Linked DNA regions of Homo sapiens: region 1 is linked to region 2. A link is a loop called in an ENCODE intact Hi-C map of the cell type or tissue named here. Cell type or tissue: Calu3. All regions are shown on one strand. Each heading gives the region's core, and the rest is flanking DNA. Links, peaks and the distances in the headings are about the cores only.

The links. A loop is a pair of places that touch in the nucleus more often than their neighbours do. Peaks named below come from ENCODE experiments on the same cell type or tissue, not always from the same donor. Only the 100,000 strongest peaks of a DNase experiment are listed, where the experiment ranks them.
Region 1: a loop joins it to region 2, with 8 times the contacts of the local background. A loop is called at or near these places in 29 of 110 quality-filtered maps.

What each region holds. Positions count from the first base shown.
Region 1 is chr21:42,588,782-42,598,351 of GRCh38, reverse strand. No RefSeq gene overlaps it. Among named protein-coding and RNA genes, the nearest start is that of LINC01671, 22 kb to the left of the region's middle. RefSeq lists enhancers at 6,152-7,099, 4,140-7,590. In Calu3, for the core only: a CTCF peak has its summit at 4,908 (motif pointing left); a DNase peak (open chromatin) is centred at 4,921.
Region 2 is chr21:42,829,914-42,839,483 of GRCh38, reverse strand. No RefSeq gene overlaps it. Among named protein-coding and RNA genes, the nearest start is that of WDR4, 45 kb to the left of the region's middle. RefSeq lists enhancers at 1-25, 4,018-4,969. In Calu3, for the core only: no CTCF peak of the experiment used is centred there; DNase peaks (open chromatin) are centred at 5,863 and 8,513.

The sequences.
Region 1 (9,570 bases), core at 998-8,997, 240 kb after region 2:
ATCGTGGAGTGCGGCCAGCCGGAGATCCCAGTTCGGTAGGGGACACTCCCTGATGTGGCCCTAGCTCTCCTCCCTAGGCAGGCCCCAGTCCATGTTCTTGGTGGCAGTGACTGGCCCTTCCTTTGGTCTGTCCCCTGGGCCACCTGCGTCCCAGGCACTGGAGAGTCCCCACTTTCTCAGCCTCTCTGCCACTCCTCAAAGAATGGGAGCCCTGGGTTATTCTCAAGTTCTCAAACGATCACAAATGCAGTCTGTGAATTCACCCGCTGGGGAAAATGTATTTGTAACCCCCACATCAATACTTGGGGCACTCCGGGTCACTGGACACATACAGGGAGGGGGAAAGTTTAAGACATAGGATGTGCATGTTCCCAGCTGAGGTTGCACACAGTGACGTTCTGCCTTCTCGTTCTAGCTCATCCTGTAAACACGGGTCTTTCCATGGTCTCCTTAGTGACTTTTTTTTTTTTTTGGGTGGTTTTGCTGTCTAAGTTGGCCCAAGCATAGTGATGATGTGGTCCTAAGCACTGGGAAGCCGGGTGCCATGTGCCAGACAGAGAAAAAAGGCATCTTAGAGAAAGCTTCAATGTTAATGAGTCAACAATATTACACAGGTGTCTTTAAACAGAAACACACATAAAACAAGATCGTGTGTGGATTGATGAAAATTTAGTGACCAGAGCTCTCAGGAACCTTAACCCTGTCTTTCTCCTAGGAGCATGGTTCATTCATCTCTAAATCCGTGTTTACAGTGACTTTTTAGAACATAAACTGCTACAGATAATGATAATTGATGATTTTCTTCTAGGTTTATAGGTCCTTTGGTGTTACCATCCTCTTAAAAATGCGTTTGTTCGGCTTCTTACTGAAATTATGGAGAGAGACGATTGCAGGCCTCTCGAGGCGACAGAGCTTACATAGGAATGCCATACCCTTTGTCTGTTTTTCCCGAGCCATTGTGTCCACCTGACATGATTCACTTCGGTCCATTCAGACATTGTAATATTATCTTATATATAAAAAAAATGTATAAAAAATGTGGACAAAACCCCATATAGATGTATATACATATATGTATATGTATATATACATACATACACATATGGCTTAATATATGCATATATGTATGTATATACATATATATATATATGGGGTTTTGTCCACAGTTCCTGGCTTATAACTCCCACAGCCCTAACAAACAGAATCTCTCTCCCTGATCTTCTTCTGCCCTCTTTTCACCTGCCTTGGGCAGGTGGAACCCTAATCTGCTTGTGGGTCATAAGCCCCTCATTCCAGAGGGGGTCCTACCCCACACCCTGGAGGAGGGAATGCTGCCCAGAAAAGCCAAGAAGAATGTGGCCAGACAGCCTCGCCGGGTTTAGACCATATCCTTTTGGGCCAATCATATTTCTACATGGTTGTCAATCATGCCCACCCCATGCATCTCCATGAAAGGCCCAAGAGGAAAGGGCTCTTCAGGATGGCTGAACACTGACCACACAGAGGCTCCTGGAGGGTGGCCCCTGGGGAGGGCATGGAAGCTCTGCACCCTTTCCCCCATACTTTGCCCTATGTGTTTCTTCATCTGTATCTTTTGCAATGTCTTTTATAACAAACTGGTAAACATAAGTGTTTTCCTGAGTTGTATGAGCTGCTCCAGCAAATTAATTGAACCCAGAGATGGGGTTGTGGGAACCCTGATTTATAGCCAGTTGGTCAGAAGTTCCAGAGGCACAGGCTTGCAACTGGTGTCTGAGGTGGGAGGGGGCAGTCTTGGGGACGGAGCCCCCATCCTATGGAATACAAGCTCTCTCCAGGTAGAGTGTCAGGATGGAATTACAGGACACCCAGACGGTGTCTGCTGTAGTGCTGACTGCTTGCTTGCTGGTGGGGAGAAATCTCCACATATTTTGGGGTCACAGAAGTCTTCTGTGCTGATTGTTGTAGTTGTGTGAGAGCAGAGAAAAAAAGATTTGAGTTTTCTCTTAAGAGATGTGGTGGAAGTGGACATGAGGCCATGGCTTGATTTCCCTCTTGAAGACGTTGAGCTTTTGTGGCAGCTGTTGCTTCAGGCATCTTTCCATTTTACCATTTTGCTGTTGGTATTTGAGGAGCTTCTGTTTAGTCCTGCACGTTCCTGAATTGAACTCTCCGTTCCCTTTCATCCTGGCTTACAAACCACATAATTACTTTCTGAGTGCATCATTTCCTTATAATATCTTTCTAAAGCAATCCAAAGGCAAGCAACACCCATTACTACTAACATCGTTTCCAGGCCCCTCCTCTGGAGCTGCGATTTTGTTAGGTGTGAGGTCGGCTTCCCACAGCGTCACAGGCACAGTGCTGTAAATGAGCCACCTCTGCCCACTGAGCACCACCCCGGCCTCCCCGTGGCCGTCCTGTCACATTGGTTACCCAGTTACTGGGGGGCTACTGGGCTGGGGGACTCTGCCTCACACTGCCACGCCTGGACCAGGCTCACTGAGCAGCCGACGTGTCGGATGTTGCCAGTCCCCATGGCCAAGGGGAAATGGCTCTGCCACATGACCCATGCCCAGCCCAGAAGGTTCACGTGTCAAAATGTTGGCCAACATGGTAGGAGGCTGGGAGCGGAATTGCTGCAGGAGCCTAGAAGGGGCAAGAATTGGAAATACTTGGCAGAAAGCATTAGTGACTTTTACAGAGGACTACAGAGATGGGGCATTCTTAGAGGGGACAGGCCTGCTTGATCCATGCCCCAGGGTGAGGGAGACTGAGCCCCACAGCATGGGCCTGCAAGGTGGTCTGGAGGGCAGACACCGTCTCTCAGTCCTGCCCTGCCCCACTCCGCTGCACAGGGTGGTGTCTGGATGGTGGCAACTCTCAGCTTACGGGTTGCATGCAGCAAGCCTTGGCGTGGACGCGGTCACAGACCTGAGAGGCCGCAGCATTCCCTCCAGCACCCCGCTCCAAGGATCCCAATTCAGGCGGGAGTCCTGGATTTTGGCTCCAGCGTAGTTTGGGAGCCCTGGACGTGCTCAGCCCAGCCTGCTTCCCACGCTGAGCTTGCAAATGGCTGGGGAGGCTTTGGAAGAGAGCCGGGTCTTTCCTGCAGGGTGACAGCAGTGCCATCAACTTGCCGCCCAGTTGAAGGCCCTCCAGGAGTTCCCTATCCTGATTGAACCCACCCCAGCTCCTGTGAGTCACTGGCACTTGGGTGGTTTTCTTGCCTTTCATATAATTTGGAGGCATGTATTTCTCGTTTCCTCGGCAGTCTGGAGACATTTTTTTTTCATTTCGTACTGCAGTTTCTAAAAATAACGTTAGTGGTAACTTCAATTTCTTACTCATTTCTCTCCTCCTTCAGTAGGAGGCGAGGGGATTTAGAGTCCTGCTGCTGAGGGGATGCCAGGGGACAGAGCACCCGTGGCTTGTTCCTCTCACAAGGGTCCACCCTCCTGCCTCATCCCGGTGGCATGTGTGTGATCACCTGGGGACAGTCCAGGCAGGGCTCGTTCCCTCCTGCAATGCCACCAGGCACAACCAGCATCCCCAGAGGGCTCTGATAGGACCCTGATCCTGAGGGCTGCGCTGTGCCAAGTCACGTGGCCTGTCGGGTCGTCAGTGGCTTCGTTCGTCTGGAAAGTGGAGAACCCTGGTGATCTTCATCCATAGAACAGGAGGCTGGACAAATGGCTGTGTAACACGGCAGCATTGTTTGGGTGCAATGGTATGATCCAATAATTTGCTTAAAAATACGTAATAAGGCTGGGCATGGTGGCTCACGCCTGTAATCCCAGCACTTCGGGAGGCTGAGGCAGGCAGATTACTTGAGTCCAGGAGTTTGAGACCAGCCTGGCCAACATTGTGAAGCCAACATCATGAAACCCCATCTCTACAAAAATACAAAAATTAGCCAGACATGGCGGTGTGAGCCTGTAGTCCCAGCTGCTCGGGAGGCTGAGGCAGGAGAATCGCTTGAACCTGGGAGGCAGAGGTTGCAGTGAGCCGAGATGGCGCCACTGCACTCCAGCCTGGGTAACAGAGTGAGACACCAGCTCAAAAAAAAAAAAAAAAAAAAAAAAGCAAACCATATGAGATAAAATGAAGGCTTACATGGTAGATTTGAAGCAGGAAAGGCAGGCTGTTGACAACTGTCAAGGCTGAGGGATGGGATATGGTGCATATTAAGCTGTCTATTTTTATGTACCCATGAGAATTCCCATAGTAAGAAAATGTGAAAAGAAAATCATAAAACGAAATCACAAGCAAGGCTGGTTTGTTGCAGCCTTTTTTGGGTTGGATTTGGGTGAGTCTAGGCTTCCCAGCAAGCTCGAGGAAAGGACAAAGGTCGGGCTTGTGGCCTGGGTCCCGGCCCTGAGCGTGGAGTCGAGTGAGGCTTGGCTCCCACCCCTGAGCCGTGGACCTGGTACCTGGGTCCTGACCCTGGTCAGCCACAGCATGGCTTTGGGAGCTGAAGCAGGTCACCCTGTGAGGCTGTTTCTCCACTTTTTACTAAAAGGCGGGGACAGCGAGGCCTCAGAAGGAGCCCTGGGAGGAGGGGGTGGCGGATGGGTGGGGAGTGGGTGCCCCACGAATATCCTCTTGCCCCCATCCTCCCTCCTCGGCCAGCCCCTGTCCCCGGAGCCCCCACTCCTGCCCTCCCCTTCTATCCTAAAGCCCAGGCTGGCTCTGGATACATTTGATTTCTGATTTGTCATTAAATGTGACAAGCGAAGCCAGAGGACCCTCTGACACCCAGGACTGAGTGCAGCCCCAGGAGGGGCTTGCCGGGGTGTGGTGGAGGGGGCAGTGTGGCCCAGCTGGGGCGGGGGTGGGGCCAGGGCCGGGGTCTCCCGATCTCTGGATATTTGAGCTGCGGACCGGACAGGATACGCTCCTCCACGGGGAGGGCCTCAGTGAGCCGGGGCTGGGGGGCCCTCTTGTGGCAACAGAGGGCCTGGGTTCTAGGTAACAAAGCAAAATCAAAATCTGGGAGCGGCCTTTCGGGAGCCCAGGCAGACGCAGCTCACCGGTCCCCTGAGGCCACCAGCCCAGCAGGCTGCAGGGAGCCTGGATCTGCAGGCGGTGGCCGAGGCCATGGTACAGCCCACCCAGCGTTCACCCTGCGGTCCGTGGCGATGGCCGAGGTCCTGGAGTACTGATGAGAGGTGCCCTCCCAGGTGCCAAAAGGAGCTTCTGCAGACACAGTTCCGCGTGCAGGGCTCCCGGCAATCGAAGTGCAGGGCCGGCCTGGGCCAGAGCACAGGTGAGTGCAGACATAGGCTGCCTTTACAAAAGGCACAGAGCCGTGGCCGGAACCCCTGGGTCTGGTCTCCACGGCTGCTTTTGGGGCCTTAGTTTCCTTATCTGTCACATGGCCTCTGAAGCTGCTGTCAGCTCTAAATTGTGATTATTGGACCAAAGTTGAACCTGTTACTCTTCTCTGAGAAGTGGCTTTCCCTCTGGTCCTCCCATTTCTGACTCTTCTCACTTACTGCAATTTTCCAACGGCACCTCCCTCCAACCCCTTCAGTCCCCATTGTGAGAGTCACGTCCTAGGGCTCATCATTGGCCATGCCCGCCGGTCTCCAGAACCTCCGCTCCCAGGACCTCACCCACCTCCCATCTGTCCAGATCAGCCCCCAGCAAGCTTTCCGGCCACTGGGACCACTCATTCCCCACTCGCTCCATCATCCACCTCTTCACCAGCCTGAGACCAGGCTTGGGTTTCCTGGGGCACCAGCCTCGCCTCTCCTTTCACGCTCCTGTCCCTTGTCCCTCCAGCCTTAGTGGTATGGAAAACCCTGATCCTGGTGAAATTGGTGAAATCAGTGACCCTCTGTGGCCTGTGCTCCTGAACTTCCTTCCTGGACCTCCTCTAGGGTCTGGAATGGCCTTTCCTTAGATCTGCAGGGTTCATTCCATCACACCCTTATCCCATCCTCGAAGACGACCGTCAATACACAATCATACACCCCCCGCTCCTGCCCCAGACTGTTTACTGTTCCTTTGTTAGTCGTCTATTGCTTCCCCTAGACTCGACTCCATGGGGCCGATTTGGCTCTCCCGGTTTATTACCGTATCCCTGCGCTTATTCTCAGGGCTTGGCAATACGAGTGTGCTGAATGAATGAACAAGCAAATGAATGCTGCTCTTCTACCATCAGGTTTGGAATCATGGCTCTGGATTTGGGTAAATTTTACAACACCAGGCACCCAAGAGGTGTCTTCATGGGGCTGGCTGCAGAGTGGGCCGTTCTGAAGGCAGAGCTTCTAGAGCTGGTGACCTTGCTGTCCCTAAGGCTGTGGTAGGATGCGGGGCTCACACAGAGTGGCTGCAGCAACTCTTGGGAAAATGTGTTAAAAATACAACTGTCCCAGGAAGAAACAGCCTTGGAATAGAGTGTTTACATTCTTTTTGGTACTCGCCTTGACTTTTAAAATGAACTTAATTACTTCTGATTTTAAAGATAAGGCAGGTCCCTGTAAAACAGGTAGACAATGCAGAAAGACGATGCATCCTCCAGGTTCAGCCAGAGGAACAGAACCAGTTGGAGATCACACGCACACGTGCACACACACGCACACACACATGCACACACATGCATGCACACACACGCACACGTGCACACACATGCACGCACACACACGCACACACACGCACACGTGCACACACATGCACACACATGCACATGTGCATGCACACATGGATGCACACACGGACACATGCATGCATACACACATGCACACTCATGCACGGACACACACATGGACACACACATGCACACACACACACATGCACATGTGCACACACAGATTCACTTCAAGGAACTGGCTTATGTAACTGTGGGGGCTGGCTAGGCAAGTCTGAAATCCAGGGCAGGTGTCAGGCTGGAAACTCTCAGGCCAGAGCTGAGGCTGAGTCCACGGGTGGGATTTCTCCTTCCTCGGGGAAGCCTCAGTTTTGCTCTCAAACCCTTCAACTGACTGAACCAGGCCCACCCAAGTTATGGAGGATAAATCTCCTTTAGTTAAAGTTGATGGATTGGCGATGTTAAGCACATTTATAAAATGCCTTCACGACAACATCCTAAGTAGTGTTCACTTGAATAACTGGGTCCTAAGGCCTGGTCAAGAGGGCGCAGAAAACTAACCCTCACAGACATGAACGGAGCTCAGAAGGTACTGACACAAATTAGTTAGAAAGAGACAAACGGCCCAGTAGGACAGTGGGCAAAGGCTGTAAAGAGGAGAGGCGCGGCTGAGGGGATCCACATGGCCCACCAGGTAAAGTCAGTTAAAACCCCCGGGGCCAGAATGCCGTTTCCTCATAAGGGCTGTTTCCGGAGTGCTGGTGACATTTGATTTCCTGCCCGGGAGAGCGCTTGCATGGGTGTGCAGTCACAGCTAGTTATTAAACTGTGCGTAAAGGCTCTCGGGGCCCTGGGGGCAGGCTCTGGGTTCTCAGTAAGCGAGTAGGGGGACCACAAGCTGGCACTGGATCCTCGGGGTCTGACCACAACAGGCTGTGGGGGCGTCCTGCAGCCTCATCCTCCTGAGCAGGATTCCTGCCTCTCAGGTGTCCACCAAAGTACCCTGCGCTTGTGACACGGCGCCCTCAGGTCACACTGGTGATTGCTGCTGCTGCCCCAACCCGCTAGCCAGGCCAGAGACACCTTTGGCAAGGCACGGCTGGGCCAGGATAATCGGCAAGTTTCAGGCCATAAGCTTATTTTGCCCAAAAGCAGTCAAATTAGTCTAAGGCAGTCCCTCTGAATTCCAGGGAATCCCTGCACACTCTCACACACGTGTGAATGCCTCAGAGCCCTCGGGGAGCCATTTGGTGCTATCAGGAAGTCATCAATAAAATACCTGAAGAGAAGACAAGGAGAAAGGATGACTAGGCCAAAGCTAGTGAGGCCTCTGGATTGAAAAGGCAAGAGGAAAACGCAGGCATAGATATAAACAGGGTGGCAGGCCCAGTGCAGGTAAGGGGAAACGCATGCGTGGATGTAAACGGGGCGGCAGGCCCGGTGCAGGTAAGGGGAAACGCCTGCGTGGATATAAACGGGGCGGGAGGCTCGGTGCAGGTAAGGGGAAACGCCTGCGTGGATATAAACGGGAATGGAGGCTCGGTGCAGGTAAGGGGAAACGCCTGCGTGGATATAAACGGGAATGGAGGCTCGGTGCAGGTAAGGGGAAACGCCTGCGTGGATATAAACGGGAATGGAGGCTCGGTGCAGGTAAGGGGAAACGCCTGCGTGGATGTAAACGGGGCGGGAGGCTCGGTGCAGGTAAGGGGAAACGCCTGCGTGGATATAAACGGGAATGGAGGCTCGGTGCAGGTAAGGGGAAACGCCTGCGTGGATGTAAACGGGGCGGGAGGCTCGGTGCAGGTAAGGGGAAACGCCTGCGTGGATATAAACGGGAATGGAGGCTCGGTGCAGGTAAGGGGAAACGCCTGCGTGGATGTAAACGGGGCGGGAGGCTCGGTGCAGGTAAGGGGAAACGCCTGCGTGGATATAAACGGGAATGGAGGCTCGGTGCAGGTAAGGGGAAACGCCTGCGTGGATATAAACGGGAATGGAGGCTCGGTGCAGGTAAGGGGAAACGCCTGCGTGGATATAAACGGGAATGGAGGCTCGGTGCAGGTAAGGGGAAACGCCTGCGTGGATGTAAACGGGGCGGGAGGCTCGGTGCAGGTAAGGGGAAACGCCTGCGTGGATATAAACGGGAATGGAGGCTCGGTGCAGGTAAGGGGAAACGCCTGCGTGGATGTAAACGGGGCGGGAGGCTCGGTGCAGGTAAGGGGAAACGCCTGCGTGGATATAAACGGGAATGGAGGCTCGGTGCAGGTAAGGGGAAACGCCTGCGTGGATGTAAACGGGGCGGGAGGCTCGGTGCAGGTAAGGGGAAACGCCTGCGTGGATATAAACGGGAATGGAGGCTCGGTGCAGGTAAGGGGAAACGCCTGCGTGGATATAAACGGGAATGGAGGCTCGGTGCAGGTAAGGGGAAACGCCTGCGTGGATGTAAACGGGGCGGCAGGCCCGGTGCAGGTAAGGGGAAACGCCTGCGTGGATATAAACGGGAATGGAGGCTCGGTGCAGGTAAGGGGAAACGCCTGCGTGGATGTAAACGGGGCGGGAGGCTCGGTGCAGGTAAGGGGAAACGCCTGCGTGGATATAAACGGGAATGGAGGCTCGGTGCAGGTAAGGGGAAACGCCTGCGTGGATGTAAACGGGGCGGGAGGCTCGGTGCAGGTAAGGGGAAACGCCTGCGTGGATATAAACGGGAATGGAGGCTCGGTGCAGGTAAGGGGAAACGCCTGCGTGGATATAAACGGGAATGGAGGCTCGGTGCAGGTAAGGGGAAACGCCTGCGTGGATGTAAACGGGGCGGCAGGCTCGGTGCAGGTAAGGGGCAACGCCTGCGTGGATGTAAACGGGGCGGCAGGCTCGGTGCAGGTAAGGGGAAACGCCTGCGTGGATATAAACGGGAATGGAGGCTCGGTGCAGGTAAGGGGAAACGCCTGCGTGGATGTAAACGGGGCGGGAGGCTCGGTGCAGGTAAGGGGAAACGCCTGCGT
Region 2 (9,570 bases), core at 927-8,926:
TCAGACAGCAACCTCTCAAGACAGGTGGGACACGCCATTCCTCCTGTGAGGTCACAGCGAGAAGTGCATCAGCTTGAAATGAGAGGCAGCTCTTGGGGGCAGGAGTCAGTGGCAGCACCAAGCGACCCACCCACCACGTTTGGGGGTTGGGGACCTCCAAAGCAGGCAGGGGCTTGCTTCCATCAGATTTGGGGGAGGGCACCATTAGGGAGAAGAACACAGAGGCCTTGGGAGTGAAAACTGACCTTGGAAAGCAACAGGAACACCTTCTGCTAAGGAGCGGAATGAAAAACCCTGGAGAGCAAATTCCTGAGCAGGAGAATGGAGTGGAGGAAGCAGCCAAGGAGGATAAAGAGATGGGAACAGGAAAGAAAACCTGTAGGATGAGATGTTGCTATGTTGCTCAGGCTGGCCTCCAACTCTTGGGCTCAAGTTATCCTATCTCTGCCTCCCAAAGTTGTTTTTTGAGACAGAGTTTCACTCTTGTTGCCCAGGCTGGAGTGCAGTGGTGCAATCTTGGCTCACTGCAACCTCAGCCTCTCAGGTTCGAGATTCTCCTGCCTCAGCCTCCTGAATAGCTAGAATTACAGGTGTCCACCACGCCCGGCTATTTTTTTGAGTTTTTAGTAGAGACGGGGTTTAACCGTGTTGGACAAGCTGGTCTTGAACTCCTGACCTCAAGTGATCCGCCTGCCTCGGCCTCCCAAAGTGTTGGGATTACAGGCGTGAGCCACCGTGCCCGGCCTTCATTTTGCCTTTAAAAACCACTGCTTGGTAGGGCGTGGTGGCTCACACCTGTAATCCCAGCAGTCTGGGAGGCTGAGGCGGGTGAGGCGGGTGGATCACCTGAGGTCAGGAGTTTGAGACCAGCCTGGCCAACAGGTGAAACCCCATCTCTACTAAAAATACAAAAATCAGCTGGTCCTGGTGGTGTGTGTAGTCCCAGCTACTTGAGAGGCTGAGGCAGGAGGATCACTTGAACTTGGGAGGTGGAGGCTGCAGTGAGCCAAGATCGTGCCATTTCACTCCAGCCTGGGTGACAGAGAGGGACTCCATTTCAAAAACAAATTTGACAGGGAACAGTCACACAGTTTAGAAAGGATTATGCAAACCAGAATCAATAGTGACCTGATGAACCGGGCTTTCTGACGATTCTAAACCACGGAGGCTGAGGGGCCCAGCTAAACAATGACAGCACCTCGGGGAAGTGGGTGAGATGTGCAGCGGGCTGTGGAAGGAGGCCAGAAGGACCAGGGCCCTAGTCCAGGCTGCTGGTGATGAGAACTAAACAGGGCGCAGGGCGACGAGCAAGTGCTGTAGTCCGAGGAGCGGCCCCTGGGCGCCAGCGCCATGGGTGGAGGCCGTCCCTCCTAAGGCGCAGCCGGTGCATTTGGGACCGGGGGAGCAGATCCCGTGCCTCCCTGGACCCCGGGGTCTTGGGATCACCCGGCCGCAGAGGCAGAGGCTTCGGCTGCACAGAAACCTGGGGTGGCCGCAGGGAAGCAGCGCCCTCAGGTGACTGGAGAGTGGGTAAGAGAAGCCCCAAGAAGGACCTCGCCCATCCCCGTAGGCGTGGGACGGCACAGGCCGCCAGGACCCCCACGCACAGCCCAGTCTGCGGGGCGCGACCCCAAGGCCAGCAGCAGAGGACAAGGACGGGGCCAGGGCAGGGGCCAGGGTTGGCAGAGGGCGGAGGGTGGGGAGGGCGCTCTGGGGAGGTCAAGGCCAGGGCTAGGCTTTCAGGGCCATGTCCTGGCTCCCCGCCCCTCGGGGAGACGGGGGCGGGGAGCGCTGTGAGCAGAGGGGCCCGGGTGGAGAAGGTGCTGCCGGCCAGCGGGAGGGAGGGCAGCGGGGGTGCAGCAGAAGCCCAGGTGGGGACTTGGGGTGGTCGAGGGGACCCTTGGGCTGCAGGGACTGGGGAGGGGAGCAAGGGGTATGGCTTAGGCAGGTGCCAGGGGACGGTTGGTGCCCTTTATTCTGAAGGGGGATGTGCTGCCCAGGGCAGCGGGACCTGGAATTACATTTTGAGATTTCCAGGAAAGTTTCAGGTGGAGGCAGAGGCTGGGCGCAGAGGAAAATGTGGCAGTGGCAGAGTGTGGGGTGAGAGCCACGAAGAGAGGAGGTCACTGAGGTGGACAGTGGGACAGAGAGAGGGACGGGGAGAGGAACAGGAGTTTCAGAAACGTCCTGGACACATTGGGCAGCCGTCAGCATTGCTTTCCATTCATGGACAAAGCGTGGGTGCCCAGAAGAGGCCAGAAGCCAGTGCAGAAGCCCAGGCCTCCCTGCCATCACCCGGTGCTGGCTGAGCTGCAAATGGCTGTGCAGAGCCTCCTCCATGCCTCACCCTGGTCTGGACCGGACCACAGGGCCCTTTGGATCCTTTCCCAGGTCCCACGTCTGACCCACACCCAGAAGCAGCGCTTGGTGGAGTCTGCCCTGAAGATGCACGTCCAACAATATGCAAACACCCAAAAGGTTATAGGCTGTGCATTGTGTCACAAGGGAGCACTGTGCAGCCGTGACAGATGAGTGACAATGTAGGGTGGTTCCCACGACCCGCTGCTGAGCACGAAGCAGGTGCAGATGTGTATCTGCAGCGTGTGCTCTTCAGGTAAGGGAGATGGGGAGAGAAGCAGTTACTCGGGTGCTCTGGAGGAAGGAAAGATAAACCAGGACCTAAAGAGAGTTGTTGCCTGCAGGGGCGGATGGGAGTGGGGCAGAAAGAAGGGAACGGGAATGGAGTAGCAGGGATGGGGCGGAGCAACATTTTTCTAAGGAGACTTTCTGTGAAGCGCCCCATTCTTAGAATCACAGTGATGTTTCATAGCCCCCCAAAATAATGAAGATCAACCAGATTGTGGGAGAAATTCCAAATGGATATAAACAGTAACAAGCAAACTTCACTGTTCAAAAGGAATAACTTTACCATCCTGAATCCAGGGTGAAGGAAAGAAACGAGTAACTGTGGGCCAGGAACAGTGGCTTACGCCTGTAATTCCAGCACTTTGGGAGGCTGAGGCAGGATCACCTGAGGTAAGGAGTTCAAGACCAGCCTGGCCATCACGGTGAAACCCTGTCTCTACTAAAAATACAAAAATTAGTTGGGCATGGTGGTGCACACGCCTGTAGTCCCAGCTACTGGGGAGGCTGAGGCAGGAGGCCCAGGATGTGGAGGTTGCAGTGAGCTGAGATCACATTCAAGCCTGGGCCACAGAGCGAGACTCTATCTAAAAAGAAAAAAAAAGTAACTTTGGAAAATAGGATTTTGATGGATACCGTAAGTAAGTTTAAAGACAAAAAGAACTGGACAGAATACTGGAGATCAAGCTTGTCCAACTCGCGGCTTCTGGGCTGTGCGGCCCAGGACAGCTTTGAATGCGGCCCAACACAAATTTGTAAACTTTCGTAAGACATTATGAGATTTTTTTGCGATTTTTTTTTTTTTAACTCATCAGTCATCATTAATGTTAGTGTATTTTATGTGTGGTGCAATACAGTTGTTCAGTGTGGCCCAGGGAAGCCAAAAGCTTGGACACCCCTGCTGTAGATGGTGACTGTTTTTCACATGGGTCCAGGCCAGCAGTTCTGAAATGTATGTACACACGAGGATTGACCACACAGGTAAATCTAATCTGCATCGGACAGTGAGAGCCAGAGGGAGGCCAAGGAAAGCCCTTGGTGTTGGGTTGGCTCCAAGGTATCTGTGTAAACCCATGGTTTTTACCATGTATATATGCAGGTAGATACAGGAATAAATGCAGAAGCCTGCCTATGCTTGGGCTATTAAGTATGCATGTCTTTTCTAGGTCTTTAAGCTCAAAGGGTCTAGAAACGATGATATCCCAGCCACAGTGAGCTCACCTTGCACTCAGATCTTCGTTTTCTAGCACTATTCTCCAGCGTATGAAACTGGCAATCCTTGGAGAACTGGTTTGTTCCAGGACTGGGGCAGACGAAATCCTAGCTAAGCCTGGAGTACTTTGTAGACCCAGGAAATGAGGATGTGTTTGAAAAAGATGGGGAATTGTTGAAAGAACCCAGGGGCCAGCCTGAGGGAGATCCCAGGGGCCAAACCTGGAATGAGTCAATGGCCATAGCATTGGTTTATAACAGCATAAAATAAATGTCCCCAAATCCATACTGATATCAACAGATAACTGGATACGGCCAGGTGGCTCATGTCTGTAATCCCAGCACTTTGGGAGGTCGAGGTGGGCCACTGCACTCCAGCCTGGGCGACAAGAGCAAAACTCCTGTCTTGAAAAAAAAAATTCTTAGTAGAAGCAGGAGACTTCCAGTCATGGGCCCACTTGGACTCCTCAGCTACGATGGCTGCATTCCCAGTGTCGCCCACACCCCTGCCTCCCTGGCCGCCTCCAGCAGGGCTCTGGGTCAAGCGAGAAGAGAGGTCCACTTGTGCGAGGAAGGTCCGTCTTTCTGTCTACAGGCCTGAAGATGGACCTGGGAGAGCACGACCTCGCCACAACATCACCATCCTGATCAGAGGCGAGAGGGGACAAGGTCATAGGTGTGGAGGTGGGCAGGTGGTGTGGAGTGGAGCCTACAGAGGGGATGGGGGTGTGTCCTGGAGTGCACAGGGTGAAGGACCCCCGCCCCTACCCCACCACCTTGGGTGCTTAACCAGAAAAGTGGAACAGCAGAACACCAAAGGGTATGTGTGCACACATGCACGCACGCACACACACATACACACGCACTGCTGAAGGCCAAGACAGGCATGGACTGGTTGACCCTAGGAGGTAGGGTATAGAGGATCAGAGAGTGCCCTGCATGGGAAAGATGGGGACCAACCATTCCCAAGCACCAAAGACAGACTTGGAAAATCCCAAAGAAATACTAGAGCGCGGCCCCTGAGTAGGGCTGCTGAAGTATTTGCTTCCTCCTCGGTCAGCCCGAGCCCTGAGGCACGGCGTCCTGCCTACCCGGTCTAAGCGCAGCACTGGGAAGTATGATTGTGGGGCACAGGGCAAAGCCTGAGGGGTGATGGAAACACTCCACGTCTTGACTGGGGTGACGGTTACATGGTGTACACGTTTGACAGTACTCACCCAACAGCATCTTTTGAGATCTCTCTGTTTTGCTGTATGTAAATTACATCCCCCCTCCCCGCCCCTGCAAACACAGAAATTCAGGAAGGCAGGAAAATCAGGCAGGAGTCCTTCCCGGTCTCACTTGCCCCTGGATGTCCCCTGTGGCCCTCCCGCTATGACCTGACCACTTTCTCCCCCTCTGCTGGTTCATGCACAAACACAGCCAGGCCAAGTGACTCCGTACTTTAAAAGTCCCCACGCCATCATCTTCCTGTCCCAGGACCCAAGCCAGCCTCCCAGGCTGCCCTTTGCTGTCGCCTTAGTCCCCTCCACGCTGTGACTGTCCCTCAGTTCGTCCTGGCCTCAGTGGCCATGACACCTCTGAGGGGTGAGTGCTGCGGAATGTGTCTCCATGTTTGGCCGGACATCATTTCACAGGCTACACATTTTGGCGGGAAGTGCATGCAGTGGCGCTGTGTCCTTCCCAGGGTACCACACCAGGGGTCCACATGTCCAAGTGTCTCATGACTGGCAATGTTGACCTTGAGCACAAGGGTAAGGAGGTATCTGCCAGGTTTTCTTTTTCTTTCTCTCTCTTTTTTTTTTTTTTGAGACGGAGTTTCGCTCTGTCTCCAAGCTGGAGTGCAGTGGCGACATCTCGGCTCACTGAAACCTTTGCCTCCCAGGTTTCAGTGATTCTCCTGCCCTAGCCTCCTGAGTAGCTGGGATTACAGGCGCGTGCCACCACGCCTGGCTAACTTGTGTCAGGTGTGGCACATGCAAGCAATTCCCAGCAGCACCACAGCCTGACACGGGGAGGCAGCACCCTCGATAAGGCAATGTATACTCACAGCGACACCAGTGACTCTCTGCCCTTAGAACATGCTGAGTGATTCTGCAACCAAATTCAGAAACAGGCAAAGCCAACGTCAGGTGTCAGAAGTCAGGGTCATCCTTACTTCTTGCAGGGTGTGGGGGTTGAATACAAGAACACTTGAGGGGAGGGGTCTGCAAAGCCGCTGCGGGTGCTGTTTCCTGATGTGGCCAGGACAATGAAAAGCAAGCTGTGGTCTGTTCACACGGAGGAATGTGTGTGCACTTAGGATTCGCTCTCCCTGCCTGGCTAGCCAGTCTCCCCAGTAACAGGTAAATGCACATTTTCAGGTCAAAAAATAAAGACAGGAAGAGCTGGAAGCAGGGTTGATTGGCACGAGCCGCTTGTTCTAGAACTAGAAGCCAAGAGCACTTTGTCCTGATGCTGTGCTGGATACTGTCCCTGCAGGTCCTGAGGGACCCGCTGAGGCATCCAGAGCACATCTCGTGGCCACAGCTCCAGTGAGGGTGGCAGAGGCATCCCACAGATACTGAGTAGTCCTGCGGTTGGAGGGGGCTGGCAGATGATGGAGGGGGCTGGCAGACAGCACGTGTGAGTGTGGGGAAAAGGCATGGCAAACTTCAAAGCAGACACAGAATGACACGCAGTCCAGGAAGAAGCATTCTGCTCTGTTTCAGACTGCTGTGCAATTGAACTAAAATAAAACGATGCACCCAACCTTGGCCCACTCCCCACCCTGTACATTGACCAGACAGTCAGAGGAAGGCAGGGCAAGGACAGGTCCCTCTGATGCAGTCTGGTGGCTGCGTTTCCGTGGTGCCTCGCCACTATTCACTCGACTCTAGATGTCCTTGCCCTCAATACACGTTGATGGCTAAAAGCAGCCTAGGGCCGGACACGGTGGCTCACGCCTGTAATCCCAGCACTTTGGGAGGCCAAAGTGGGTGGATCACTTGAGGTCGGGTTCAAGACCAGCCTGGCCAGTATGGTGAAACCCCCATCTCTACTAAAAATACAAAATTTGGCCGGGCATGGTGGCACATTCCTGTAATCCCAACTACTCAGGAGGCTGAGGCAGGAGAATCACTTGAAGCTGGGTTCGGGGGGAGGGGGGAAAGCAGCTTAGAAGAATTGCAGGCCGGGCCCGGTGGCTTACACCTGGAATCCCAAAATTTGGGAGGCTAAGGCAGGTGGATTGCTTGAGGTCAGGAGTTCAAGACTAGCCTGACCAACATGGTAAAACCCTGTCTCTACTAAAAAAAAATACAATAATTAGCTGGGCGTGGTGGCGGGCGCCTGTAATCCCAGATATTTGGGAGGCTGAGACAGGAGAACCGCTCGAACCCAGCAGGCAGAGGTTGCAGTGAGCCATGCCAGCCTAGGCAATAAAGCAAGACACAGTCTCAAAAAAAAAAAAAAAAAAATGCACAAAGGAAACAACAAGTTAGCAAGGATGTGGCACAACCACTTCAGAAAACCAGAAGTTTTGGGCCAGGCACAGTGGCTCACACATGTAACCCCATCACTTTGGGAGGCTGAGGTGGGAGGAACACCTGAGTTGGAGGCTATAGTGAGCCATGATTGTGCCACTGCACTGCAGCCTGGGCAAGAGAACAAGACTGTTGTCTCAAAAAAAAAGAAAAAGACAAAATCAGCAGTTTTTAACAAGTCATAAATGCACTGATGGCCAGGCAATCCTACTCCTAGACATTTACCCAAGACGGATGAAAGCAATGTCCCTGAAAAGATTCGCACAAAAATGTTCACAGCAGTTCCATTCTCAACAGCTCCAGACTGGAAACAAACCAAATGTCCAATTTGATTTGTCCAAAAATCAAATTCCAGCACATTCATCCAAAGGAATATACACAGCATTAAAAGGAAGCAGGAGGGCCGGGTGCAGTGGCTCACGCATGTACTCCCAGCACTTTGGGAGGCCGAGGTGGGTGGATCACCTGAGGTCAGGAGTTCGAGTCCAGCCTGGCCAACATGGTGAAACCCCCCAGTCTACTAAAAATACAAAAATTAGCCAGGCATGGTGGCGCATGCCTGTAATCCCAGCTACTTGGGAGGCTGAGGCAGGAGAATCGCCTGAACCTGGGAGGCGGAGGTTGCGGTGAGTGGGGATCATGCCATTGCACTCCAGCCTGGGCAACGAGTGAAACTCCATCTCCAAAAAAAAAAAAAAAAAAACCAAGTTTAAAATTTTTGGAACTCCTGTTTAGTTTCTAAGTATTACTTCACGTTGGAAACACTGGGCTTGTCTCTCTGGCAGGCACAGCTCATACCTTACCCACTAGTGCCCTGGTTCTCATCGGGACCACAGCAGGGGGCAGTGTCAGTCATGAGAGGTGGCTCTTTTTATTCTGAAAATGGTTTCCCCTTTAAGATTTTCAGGTTTTGGGGAAAGCGATTCTGAGAACTCTGAAGGCTATTTCCACGGAAATGAGAAGAAAAATATTTTCCAAGGACCAAGTACCCACCGGCCACCGTGGGAAATGTTTTCACGGCCGCTACACTGAAGTTTCACTGCCACCTAGGGAAGTTGCTATCACTGTCACACTTCATGAGTGAGGCGCCTGGCGCTCCATGACTGCCTGTGGTCACACACAGGAAGGTGCTGGAGCCAGGGGTGGAACTGGCATTCCTCCAAAGTCAACCCCCCACTCTGGGTGCGGTGGCTGATACCTGTAATACCAGCACTTTAGGAGGCCGAGATGGGTGGATCACCTGAGGTGAGGAGTTCAAGACCAACCTGGCCAAGGTGGTGAAACCTCGTCTCTACTAAAAATACAGAAATTAGCCAGGTGGGGTAACGGGTGCTTGTAATCCCAGGTACTCAGGAGGCGGAGGTGGGAGAATCGCTTGAACCCGGGAGGGGGAGGTTGCAGTGAGCTGAGATCGCACCACTGCACTGTTGCCTGGATGACCGAGTGAGACTCTGTGTCAAAAAAACAAAACAAAACAAACTGGCTGGGCGCGGTGGCTCATGCCTGTAATCCCAGCCCTTTGGGAGACCGAGGCAGGTAGATCACCTGAGGTCAGGAGTTCAAGACCAGCCTAACCAACAAGGAGAAACGCTGCCTCTACTAAAAAATATAAAAATTAGCCAGACGTGGTGGCAGGTGCCTGTAGTCCCAGCTACTTGGGAGGCTGAGACAGGAGAATTGCTGGAACCCAGGAGGCAGAGGTTGCCATGAGCCAAGATCGCATCACCGCACTTCAGCCTGGGCGACAGAGCGAGACTCTGTCTCAAAAAAAAAAAAAAACCAAAAAACACAAAGTCAAACCTTACAATGGACTAGACTGTTGTCTCCTTGAGAGAAGACACGGCTTTCTTTGTCCTTGGCTCCCTGAACCTTGTGCGGTCCCGTCCACACAAGAGGTGCTTAATATATGTGGAAGGAATGAATGAATGTACATCGAATGAATGAATGAGCACACTTTGGATGACTTGTAGGCCCATCACATGGGTTTGGCTGCAGAGGGTGGCTGAAGCCAGTCTTTATGACTGCATTTGTTGTAACCTTCCTGTACTGTGGTGAGGGGTTAGCATTCACTCACTCATTCACTCATTGTAAGAATATCACAAAGGGTTTGTTTTTTTTCTCAACCAATTGAGTTGTCACCATGATAACCCACCACCAAATATGTTAGTGTGAACTACCTACGAACAGGGAT